Regions from separate parts of the Homo sapiens genome. Here region 1 is linked to region 2. A link is an interaction called in ENCODE POLR2A ChIA-PET data of the cell type or tissue named here. Cell type or tissue: PC-9. All regions are shown on one strand. Each heading gives the region's core, and the rest is flanking DNA. Links, peaks and the distances in the headings are about the cores only. Region 1 overlaps EPB41L4A (erythrocyte membrane protein band 4.1 like 4A). Region 2 overlaps EPB41L4A (erythrocyte membrane protein band 4.1 like 4A).

Evidence for each region. ChIA-PET counts read pairs that join two places held together with the same protein. Peaks named below come from ENCODE experiments on the same cell type or tissue, not always from the same donor. Only the 100,000 strongest peaks of a DNase experiment are listed, where the experiment ranks them.
Region 1: POLR2A ChIA-PET joins it to region 2 with 7 read pairs; 6 of 35 experiments call an interaction of 5 or more read pairs at or near these places.

The regions. Positions count from the first base shown.
Region 1 is chr5:112,216,535-112,221,917 of GRCh38, reverse strand. All of the region lies in intron 12 of EPB41L4A (erythrocyte membrane protein band 4.1 like 4A), which reads left to right. Among named protein-coding and RNA genes, the nearest start is that of SNORA13, 58 kb to the right of the region's middle. RefSeq lists an enhancer at 3,821-4,322. In PC-9, for the core only: no CTCF peak of the experiment used is centred there; no DNase peak of the experiment used is centred there.
Region 2 is chr5:112,162,229-112,167,611 of GRCh38, reverse strand. EPB41L4A (erythrocyte membrane protein band 4.1 like 4A) reads left to right here. Exons shown (of 23, transcript NM_022140.5): 23 at 2,494-4,993. The coding sequence ends at 2,622. EPB41L4A-AS1 (EPB41L4A antisense RNA 1) reads right to left here. Exons shown (of 3, transcript NR_015370.2): 3 at 5,111-5,383. Among named protein-coding and RNA genes, the nearest start is that of SNORA13, 3.4 kb to the right of the region's middle. RefSeq lists enhancers at 793-1,470, 1,471-2,148. In PC-9, for the core only: no CTCF peak of the experiment used is centred there; no DNase peak of the experiment used is centred there; H3K4me3 peaks cover 528 bases; H3K27ac peaks cover 1,377 bases.

The DNA.
Region 1 (5,383 bases), core at 163-5,162, 54 kb before region 2:
TAATGTATGGCGAGTCTGGTTAGATTTTCTCTAAAAAGTTAATGTTTTCAGTCTTCTTGGGAGTGTTTAGCATTCCAAACATAGCTACGAAAATTAGAAAAGCAAGCAAAATGAAAGGGCTATTATATATTCAAGTTAAAATCACAGCTTTAGTGAGTTACCATAAATGACACCTTTTTTCTTTTTCTTCTTATTCAACAAGAATTTATTGGGCACCTCTTTGGCATAAGACCCTATTTTATAGAGCACAGAAAATGGAATAAAGCTTGGCCCCTAATCTGTAGGAACTAAGTCATATACAAATAACACAGCCGTCAGTTATTTAGCACTTACTAAATTCCAAACACAGTGCTAAAGGCTTTATATAAATTGTCTAATTTAATCCAGCTGTGCACTATATAAGTAGTTAGTGGTGTTCCCATTTTACACAGGAGAAAACTGTGGCCCAAAGTAGTTTAATAACTTGTCCAAGATCACAGGATCAATTTACAATGGGTAAACTGGCAGAGCTGAGAAATAAATCTAAGTTTGTTGGACTTTCAACCTTGTACACTTAACCAGCTGCTTTGCAAGACTAGAGAAGCAATGCTGGAATGCAGGCAGGACATATCAAGTGGCATAGAGTGGAGCACTGACAGAGTTCTAAGTGTCCGGAAGGATAATTTGCTTATGGCTAGAGGCAGTCCATGATGCTATTGCAAAAGAAGGGGGTTTTAATGGACAGGTGAATTAAGGCAGTAGATTTCAGGCTCGTGTATGCAACTGCTAGGGTGGATTGTATAGGGGAGAAAAAGTAGTAGCTTCCTCACTTATCACTAGGTTCATGGCTGAGGTCCCCATAACAAAAGATTAACAAGAGAAAAGTGTACAACTTTGTTTAATATAAGTTTTATATACATGAGAGCCTTTAGAAATGAAGACCCAAAGAAATGAGATATGTGTATATTCATGGACAGTCATGCAGAAGTATGACTAGAGGACAAAAGGGTATATTCTAATGGTAATAACCTGGAGGGGGGCTTAGCAAAGGTTGGTTGTTTGGATTCTTCTTGGTTTCCCTGTATGATATCCCCTCCCTCTGGGTAAAGCAGGATATCTATCACATGAGGGATTCCAGGGGAAAAAGGAGGAAGAAGGTCAGAGAGTTACCTTCTAGGTTTTAGACCTGTTTCAGGAGAAAATGACAGAGGGTTGGGAGATGAGAGGGGCTTTCTTGCTTCTGCTGTTTTCTCAAATGCCAAGGTGTTATAGTTTGGGGTAGCGTGTCCTGATCTGAGTCAGGTGGGGAGGGCAACACACAGAGGCTTTCTAAGATGTACTTGGGCACAGGTAGTTTTCATTGAATCAATTTCTAGATTCTCTTTTCTAAAAGGCATATTCCTGTGGTAGTATACATACTGGTTCTTCTGTCCAGCCTGCCCTTTTGCAATGGACCTTCTTCCATTTTGCAAAAGAAAAGAGCCCTTTCCTACATCTGGAATCTGTTAGACTGCTTTGTCCATAAGCTTTGAACCTCTTGGGGTTGGTATTGGGAAGGTAAATGACTCTAATTATCAAGTGACATATCCTTTTCTAAGTCATTTTCTCATTTTTACTTGCAACAAAATTGAAGGAGGACCCAGCGGATTTGTCACTTGATAGAACATTCAGAATAATTTTGGATAATATATCACTGTTAGATATCTAACTCCTTAGAAGTTCTTTGACTCAGTGGTGATGTCTTTATAACAGAATACATTACATATACCTCTACTTATTTTGAACATGGGTTCACAGCATCGAAAATCAAAATAAAAGTAGGAATAGACTTGTTGCTAAACTGTTTCATTCTAGCAAAAAATAACATTTGTAAATAGATTTGATACATGTAATCATTAGGGAAATAAAACCACCTCTGTTTACCTCATTAAAAATTGCTTTCTGGCAGGGCACAGTGGCTGATGCCTGTAATCCCAGCACTTTGGGAGGCCAAGGTGGGTGGATCACTTGAGGTCAGGAGTTCAAGACCAGCCTGGCCAACATGGTGAAACCCTATCTCTACTAAAAATACAAAAATTAGCTGGGTGTGGTGGTGGGCATCTGTAGTCCCAGCTTCTTGGGAGGCTGAGATGGGAGAATCACTTGAACTCAGAAGATGGAAGTTGCAGTGAGCCAAGATTGCTCTATTGCACTCCAGCGTAGGCAACAGAATGAGACTCTGTCTCAAAAAAAATTGCTTTCCAATAAAAAATTTACTTTTTATATTTAATAATTTATCAGCATTAGTATGGTGTACTAATATACTGCTACTAATTATAATAACTTAGTTCAGAAGAAATTTTTTACATTTAGAGCTTTATGGTCATGGGAAGTAAACACTTTATTTTTATATTTTGTCATAGAGAAGTATGATAAGGTGATAATAAAAACTTTTTTATTAGTTTGTTCTCACATTGCTATGAAGAAATACCTGAGACTGGGAAATTTATAAAGAAAAGAGGTTTAAAAGACTCACAGTTCCACTTGGCTGGGGAGGCCTCAGGAAACTTGGAATCATGGCAGAAGGCATGTCTTCACAGGGCGGCAGGAGAGAGAATGAGTGCCAGCAGGGGAAATGCCAGACGCTTATAAAACCATCAGCTCTTGTGAGAGTTCACTCACTATCACGAGAATAGCATGGGGGAACCACCCCCATGATTAAGTTACCTCCCACTGGCTCCCTCCCACGACGACGTGGGGATTATGGGGATTACAATTCAAGATGAGATTTGAGTTGGGGACACAGCCAAACCATATCAACTTTCAAATTCAAAACATATTAGGGATAAATTTTGTAGGTGAAGTAGAATTGAAATGCAAACACAAAGAGAAAAAAGAATGTGATGAAATTTATTAACTGCTAAACAACTCATTTCATATGTTTTTAAAATGGATGACACAACGAATCGGTATGGTATTTTATTACATTGGATATGTTTAAGGGAGTCATGAAACAGTTCTAGTTTTTAATGTCATATTTATACTTCAAATTATATCCTTTGGTACTATTTAAACTTTTCATGAAAAATTTTAGGTATCATTTTGAAACAAGCACAAGGTACATTGTTTTTCAAAATTCTTTTAGTGAGTGCTTGCGTAAAATAAAACACTACAGAGTCCTTGAGATGAGCTCAAACGTGGAAGCAGACAAAAAACTTCCCAATTTTGCCTTAGCTAAATAAGCATTTTAAAAACAATCTTGATATACAGGTATGCTTAGTTTATATTTGCATTTACTTTATTTACTATTAAAATTGCATCAAATAAAAACCTCAAAAGTAGTGTTCTAGCACTCTCCTCTGAGACAGAACCAGCTTTAGGTTAGGTATGGAACTATCCACCTGCCCTAGACCAAGCAAGCATAAATTGTGGGGCTTGAGAGATGGCTGGAGAATGTTTGGTGTGTGTCAGTCGGCTGTGTAGCCCTGATAGAGGATTGGAGGAGAGGGCACCAGGAGTACCACTGGGAAGGATGTGAGTGATCACTCAACTCTCTTCCCTCAAACTCGTATCACAGGAAGAAAAACTTGATATCCAAGTGACTCGTGACACCTCTTGATTCCAGCTGACCATTCATAGATAGGTGTTATCTTTGGGTCCAAGAGGGCTTGAAGGAACAATGTGCACCCTCTCCTGTTACCACATCTGGCAGTCTTTCCACGCTGGTGTAGATTACAAATCTTCAGATAGAAGTCTCTCATCCTACTCCTTTGAAGTTCTAAGGGAATGAGCAGATGCCTTCCTAGCCTCACAAATCCCTTTCTTGTTTTTGAACCTGGCATTCTGACCCACAAGGAGGACTGTCTGTGAGTACCTCCACACCCTGTAGCTCCTCCACACACTCTGTAGCACTGGGGGAAGGGCAGAGGAGGAAGTGCCTTTATGTGCACTCACAGTCCCAAATTATCATTTTGGTAATGACGAAAGCAGAGGGATCCAGGAGAGTACTGGGTCTGGGAAGAGGAAATTGGAAGCAGAACAACTCAGGAGGGGGCCTTTCATGCATAGACATGTTTTCCTAGCATCTTTCTCCTCCACACCCATTCCTTATAATCTACCCTCCAGCTTTTCAGTAGAATGCCTTCTTTGATCTTGCAGTAGCAAAATTGGTGTCTAAAAAGTCTATGTATATCTAGTAAAAAGGCAACTGCTTAAATATCACTCTTGGAACTTTAGAAGGCAGAAACATTTTTTGTGTTTTAAGAAATGGAGTCTCACTCTGTCACCAGGCTGGAGTGCAGTGGTGTGATCATGGCTTATTGTAACCTCAAACTCTCAAGTTCAAACAATCCTCCTGCCTCAGTCTCAATAACTGGGATGACAAGCATGGGCCACCATGCCTGGCTAATTAAAAAAACTTTTTTTGTAGAGATAGGTCTCACTATGTTGCCCAGGCTGATCTCAAACTCCTAGCCTCAAGCGACCCTCCTGCATTGTCTTCCCAAAGTGCTGGGATTACAGGAGTGAGCTACTGTATTCAGCCCAGGAATTCTTAAGCAGGAATCTGGCTGCCTTTTGGGGATGAGCCAGGTGTTTGAACTTAAACAATTAGCCATTGGATGCAGAAACATCTTTATTTTCCAAATTATGTTTTAATATTTATTTTTGCTTTATAGAATTTAATGAGCATCTGTTTTGCCAAATATAAAATTTTCCAGCTGGATGCGGTGGCTCACGCCTGTAATTCTAGCATTTTGGGAGGCTGAGGCAGGTGGATCACCTGAGGTCAGGAGTTCAAGACCAGCCTGGGCAACATGGTGAAACCCCATCTCTACTAAAATACAAAAATTAGCTGGGCATGATGGTGGGTGCCTGTAATCCCAGCTACTCGGGAGGCTGAGATGGTAGAATCGCTTGAACCTGGGAGACTGTGGTTGCAGTGAGTGGGTGGCTGAGCGAGACTCTGTCTCAAAAAAAAAAAAATTCCATGATGATAGGAAAATTATATAAGGTTTTCTTGAATATTTAGCTATTTGGCCGTAATTTGTGGTATAGAAAAAGAATGTTTTATTTTGCTAATTTGCTATACTGCCATTTTTTCCATAGTACCTAGTCTAAAGTTGGTGAAATTAAGGCAAAGTCACTTTGAGCTGTCAATGTGAGAAATAGAGCTAAAATATATTTTCAATTATTGGTCAGTTCTTAATTCACAAATATCATGTCTTTTGATAAGTTGAACTGGGTTAGGTCATGCAAATCAGATTGTGTTAACTGAAACCTAATAACTTACTGTGTTGAGAATAGCTATAATCTTATTATTTGTCTTAAGCATTTTATACAGTTTTTTTTTATGTTAAGGGAAGAAAATGTGATTGTTAAGTAGGACAAGATTTAACCTGAAGGTTTATAAATTTATATTTGAGAA
Region 2 (5,383 bases), core at 243-5,242:
TTTTACACATTCACACTCACCCCATAGAAGTCACTGGGTAAGGGATGTTCTGGGAAGGGGGATTTCTCTTCAACTGAGGGCAGTTCCTGGGGAGGGGCTCAGTTTTGAGCTACACGGCAGGCAACACTCCCAGCAGCTAGAGAATGAATGCCTCAGTCTAGAATGGCGATCTGCATGGTAAACGCAGCTTCTACTATAATCTGCATAATATTTGATGAGATCAGCCTGGGAGAGCTAATAGGTTGTCCAAATAGACGATTGGTTTAAAGTTGACAGTACTTTTTCAAAATTATATTCATGATTAAGTTTAGGCTTTGCATTCTGACTGACCTGAATCATTTGTGTTTCATCTCTGTGTACTACTTGTGTAACTTTAATACTGCTAAACTTCTAAGCCTCAATTTTTATACAGTGTAGATAACCTACCTCCTAGGGTTATTGTGATGATTAATAAGCAGTTATCTTTCGGTGTTTTTTTTTTTTTTTTTGTCTTAAATTTTAGTTGGTTTCAATACAAGTAGTAATTTTTATTTCCACTCAGGAATTAAAAAAACTTACACATATTCTAAGTTGGAAGAATAGCTTTCACTTTGCGGGATACAAGAACTCACATGCATCTTCTGATCAGTGGCACTGATTCTAAGCCTGTCTCCAGGACACTCTTGATTTTGAATTCAGTAAATATCCAGTGAGCCCATCTAAGGAGTGTTGAGCACTGGTCTGAGCAATCAGCAAACCATGGCCTAAGGGCCAAATCTAGTCTGCTGCCTTTGTACAGCCCAGAAGCCAGTAATGGTTTTTACACCTTTAAAGGGTTGTTTAAAAGCAAAACAAAATAACAGTAACACGTGACACAAACAGGATGTAGTTTACAGTCTGGCTCTTTATAAAAAAGTTTGATGACCCTAGCCTAGACCTGGAGGCATAAAAGTAAACAGTTAAAACAAATAGGAGTATGCATTACAAAGAAATGCCTGAGCTAGAGAAGCAACAAAGTGACCTCACTTTACATGTTTAGGGTGGTCAGAGGCCATCTCAGAGAGTGGCATTTAAAGCTGAGACCTGGCAGGTGAGGAGCTAGCCATGTGAGTGGCTGCAAGGCTGATGTAATCAGAGTGAGGAATGTAGGGAAAATGCTGACTCTGGAGAGGGCCTGGGTATTTGAGGAGCTGAAAGACCAACATGCAGTGAGCTTGAGGGGAAAGGCAGATAACACAGGGACTTAAAGGCTGTGGGAAGCGTTTGGATCTTACTGTTTTATTCCAAGTGCTAAAAGGAAGCCACTCATCTGGCTGCCAAGCGGAGAAGGGGCTGGAGTGACCAGTGGAAGCTGGAAAGGTACATTTTTAAGGTACAACTTTAAGTTCTAATTTCCACCACAATGCCACCAGAGTTCTGGCAGTGACCTGCCTTACACCTCACCTTGCCTTTTCACGCAAAGGCTGCTAAGAATGGGGAAGAATAGCAACTTAATTTCTTAAGGTCTGCAGAGTGGACAGATTCAATCCTAGACAAACTTACAACATAGTACTTATTTCAGGTCCTCTCCTAGCACTTTTTTTCTGGTAATTCTTCTGCTGTATTCTCCTCTCACATTCACTGGTGTTCTCTTCCCACCTCTGGCTATCTAGAAATCTTCCATCCCAAATAGATGGGTTCATGCTTCCCATGATAGGCAGAATAATTATTCCATCAGTGCTTTTTGAATGTCAGTAAAACAAATTAAGCCAGTCATAGGAACAGATTAAAGGTAGCTGCATTTTAAGAGGGATTTATTTATTTTTAGCTCAAACAAATCTCAAAATAGATTGGGACGGTATAGCCCATTATTTATGGGAATATACATTTGGGGAAGGAAATATGCTTGCCAGCCTGATACACTGACAATGTTAGACCATCCTTGGAAGTAAGAGGAGGAGGGGTTCGCATAAGAAGTAGTAGTTGTGAGTTAGTGTCATTCTCAGAGCCTCCACCAGTGATGATGGGAGATGTGTAAAACCTAAGTTTTACAAACTAGTGGATGTGGTGCCCAGGCTCTGGTAATGAGCTGCCCTGTTTCTCCGTATGAGACAAGTGATAGGGGCTCACAAGACATTGTTCCATTCATTGACTACTGAAAATATAATCAGGGGATTATAAATTGCCTCCAAGTCTCCATCACTATCCTGTTTGGAAGAGTGAGGTTGAGAGCCTGGTTTGGGAATTGTTAACAAAAGTAATGACACTGATTTGGGTGAATTATGCCTAATATTCATGAATAAAATCGTTATGCATGTAAATGTCAGACTAACTTTGTATATTAAAGTTTAAATACAAACTTTATTTTGCACAGCTATTTAGAGGGAACATTTATTGAATAGCTTTTGGTATTATGAAACTTTTGAATTAACTCAGTATCTTAAATTTAAGAGCAGCTTGGTTTCTGATGTAATTAAAATACTTCATTTGGCTGTTTTCTTCTGAATCTTTCTACATTTTTCAAATATATTTTAGAGAAGAAATGGGTCTAAAGATAGCCTGATGGAAGAAAAACCTCAGACATCTACAAACAACCTGGCTGGAAAACACACAGCAAAAACAATAAAAACTATACAAGCTTCCCGCCTCAAGACAGAGACTTGATCCTGATGAAGGGTCAAGGGTAGGGGTGGGAAGGTTGTGTGCGCCACTGGTACTTTTGAAACTGTGAAATAGGTATCTTAATTCAAATCTCAGACCTGCAAGTATTTCTTCAGCATGAGAAAATACATTATCTTTTGCTTCTTTTTTTTTTTTTTTTTGAGATGTTATCACTCTGTCGCCCAGGCTGGAGTGCAGCGGCACCGTGTCAGCTCACCGCAGCCTCCACTTACTGGGTTAAGCGATTCTCCTGTCTCAGGCTCCCGAGCAGCTGGGATTACAGGCGTGCACCACAACACCCGGCTAATTCTTTTTGTATTTTTAGTAGAGACAGGGCTTTGCCATGTTGGAGGCTGGTCTCGAACTCCTGACCTCAAGTGATCCGCCTGCCTCAGCCTCCCAAAGTGCTGGGATTATAGGCCATGGTTTAACTACAGCACAGTTGTGCTGAAGGACCTTTTTGTTTTAACTGGAAGAATAAGTATTTTGTAAAAATTCACTTGATACCACATTTTCATTTCTGGAACAGGATAGCAATCATTCATTTCTATCTTGTGTCTGTGTCCACCACAACCAAGACCAGATGCATCTGATGAACATTCTGGAATTCTGAACTGCAGCTAGCCTGCTGTGCAATAGTACAAGTGGGAGGACGTCTTCCCAGGGCTGGGCTGGTTCTCAACTAGTGCCCAGATGCAAAAGGACTGAGGCATCACTTTCAGACTGCATATATTTTTATTCATATAAAGTTCTTTATAATACTTTATTTTGTGGTGTTAAGTTCCACCAGTTATTTACAAATGATGTAAAAAGCTTTAAGTGTTGTTAATTTCTAAAGTGTTCTTGCGTTTTCAGAAGTGTAAGTGGATCTCAGTTGATCTGTCACCCCAAACCTCAAATGATCCATCCACCCTGCTTGGCCATCTAATTCACCTGCTCTCCCCAGTGACTATTTTGTACCTTTCCTCTCCATAGATGACTTTGCAATCTACAGGGAAAATACTTATGCAGGACATCTTATATCTCCCCCTTACCACGTACAGTTCTCTCCACAGCTGCCAGCAGCCCTAACCTTTTTGTCTCTCCACCTGTGCTTTGGATGCTCTTCTCCCAGCCTTTTCAGGATCTTTGTCTGTCCTCCTATATTAATGTATTCAATTATTCTCTCAGCTAGATCCTTGCTACTTGGTTTTAAATTTAAGACTAAGATTAAACAAAACTATCTTTCACAACCACAAACCCCCTCCCGCCAAGCAACTAAGATTTTCCTCTCATTCTCAGCCAGTTTTCTTGCAAGCAGTATCTTTAGTCATTGCCCTCAATTCATCTAATCCCTATCTTAAGCTATCTCTAACATGGATCTTTCCCTCTACTCCACTAATATCAATCACTGTGTTACTTAATCCCAGGGAGAATTTTTAGGACATTCTTTTGCTTCTTTAATATAATCCTATTTTGCTCCTACCACTGACCATCCTTTCTGGCTTATCATGCTTTACCTTGCCATTAATTAGTGGAGTTTCTCAAACTTCAGACCCTAGGCCCTCTTCCTCTACCACCAGCAGATCTCATTTATACCCATGGCCTTAAGGTTTATTTCTGTAGTTTAGACTACTGAGTAATGTGCTACTGCAAAAAGACCATTTGGGTTTCTCAAAGGTAATTTAAAAATTCAGCTGTTTAAATGCTGCTCCCCAGCTGAATCTAGGGTCATTATGCTCATCAGTGTGCAAGCTGGACACCTAGCAGTTATGGACACCTCCACTATTACCACGTCTAGTTGGCTCTGTCATCCAACTATAAACGATCTTATTTCACTAATTTTACTAGTCCAAGCTGGTCTCTTGTCTAGACAACAATAAGCAACCTAGTTCAACTACCTTTTCTTGCAAATCTGATTTTCCACCATGGATTTATCTTGCTTTAATAAAGCCAGAGGGAGCCTGAAGTGGTCTGGCTTCTTTACCTACCTCTTCAGCCTCATTTTGTAACACTCTCACCTCCCATAATAGCCATCTTACAAGCCTCAGTAAGGACTCAGTTCTAAAACAGGGCACTGAAGAGGGAAAGCAGCCAAAACTGTCTCAAAAGTAAGTGGACTAACGGTATCTTTTTTCTAGCCCAAGCCTCTGTATATGTCATTCCCCCAGTTTTGCCTTGTGAAAAATATGACACATACCTTTAGTCTCAACTCTTTCTCAGGTTTCCCTAAGAAAATCCTATCACGGAACTCATCTCATAGTGAAGTTTTACATTTGTGATGACATTCCCTCCACTTATCTATGTTTCCAAAGGGAAGAACTGTGTTGTGCTCATCATCGTGTTCTCAGCTCCTAGTACAGTGCTTTCAATAAATTTTTTGAATACCTCTATACATTATTTGTCGTTTCCTGCAAAGCAAAGGCAGAAGATATGGCAACATTAAATGTACAATTTAGTTGGAGGAAAAATACGCATTGAGTGCAGTAAAGCACACCTGTCACTAGAAATCAGTCTAGTTCTAGCCACGATTTTTGAGTCACTGGAAGAAAGTACATTTCTCTTTGGGCCAAACACAAGCTATTTTAAGGCTATTAATTATGGTGACAGCAGTGAATACTGATCAAAAAAGAACCCCTCCTCCCTTATAACTTTTTAGAAATAGCTGTTTCTGGCAGTTAATCACTTAAAACACAAATGCCAAAGTGCATTAATATATTTATTCACATCCTCACTGTCTTAAATGTGTATTTACAGACTCCAGCAGGTAATTATGTCAGTACTC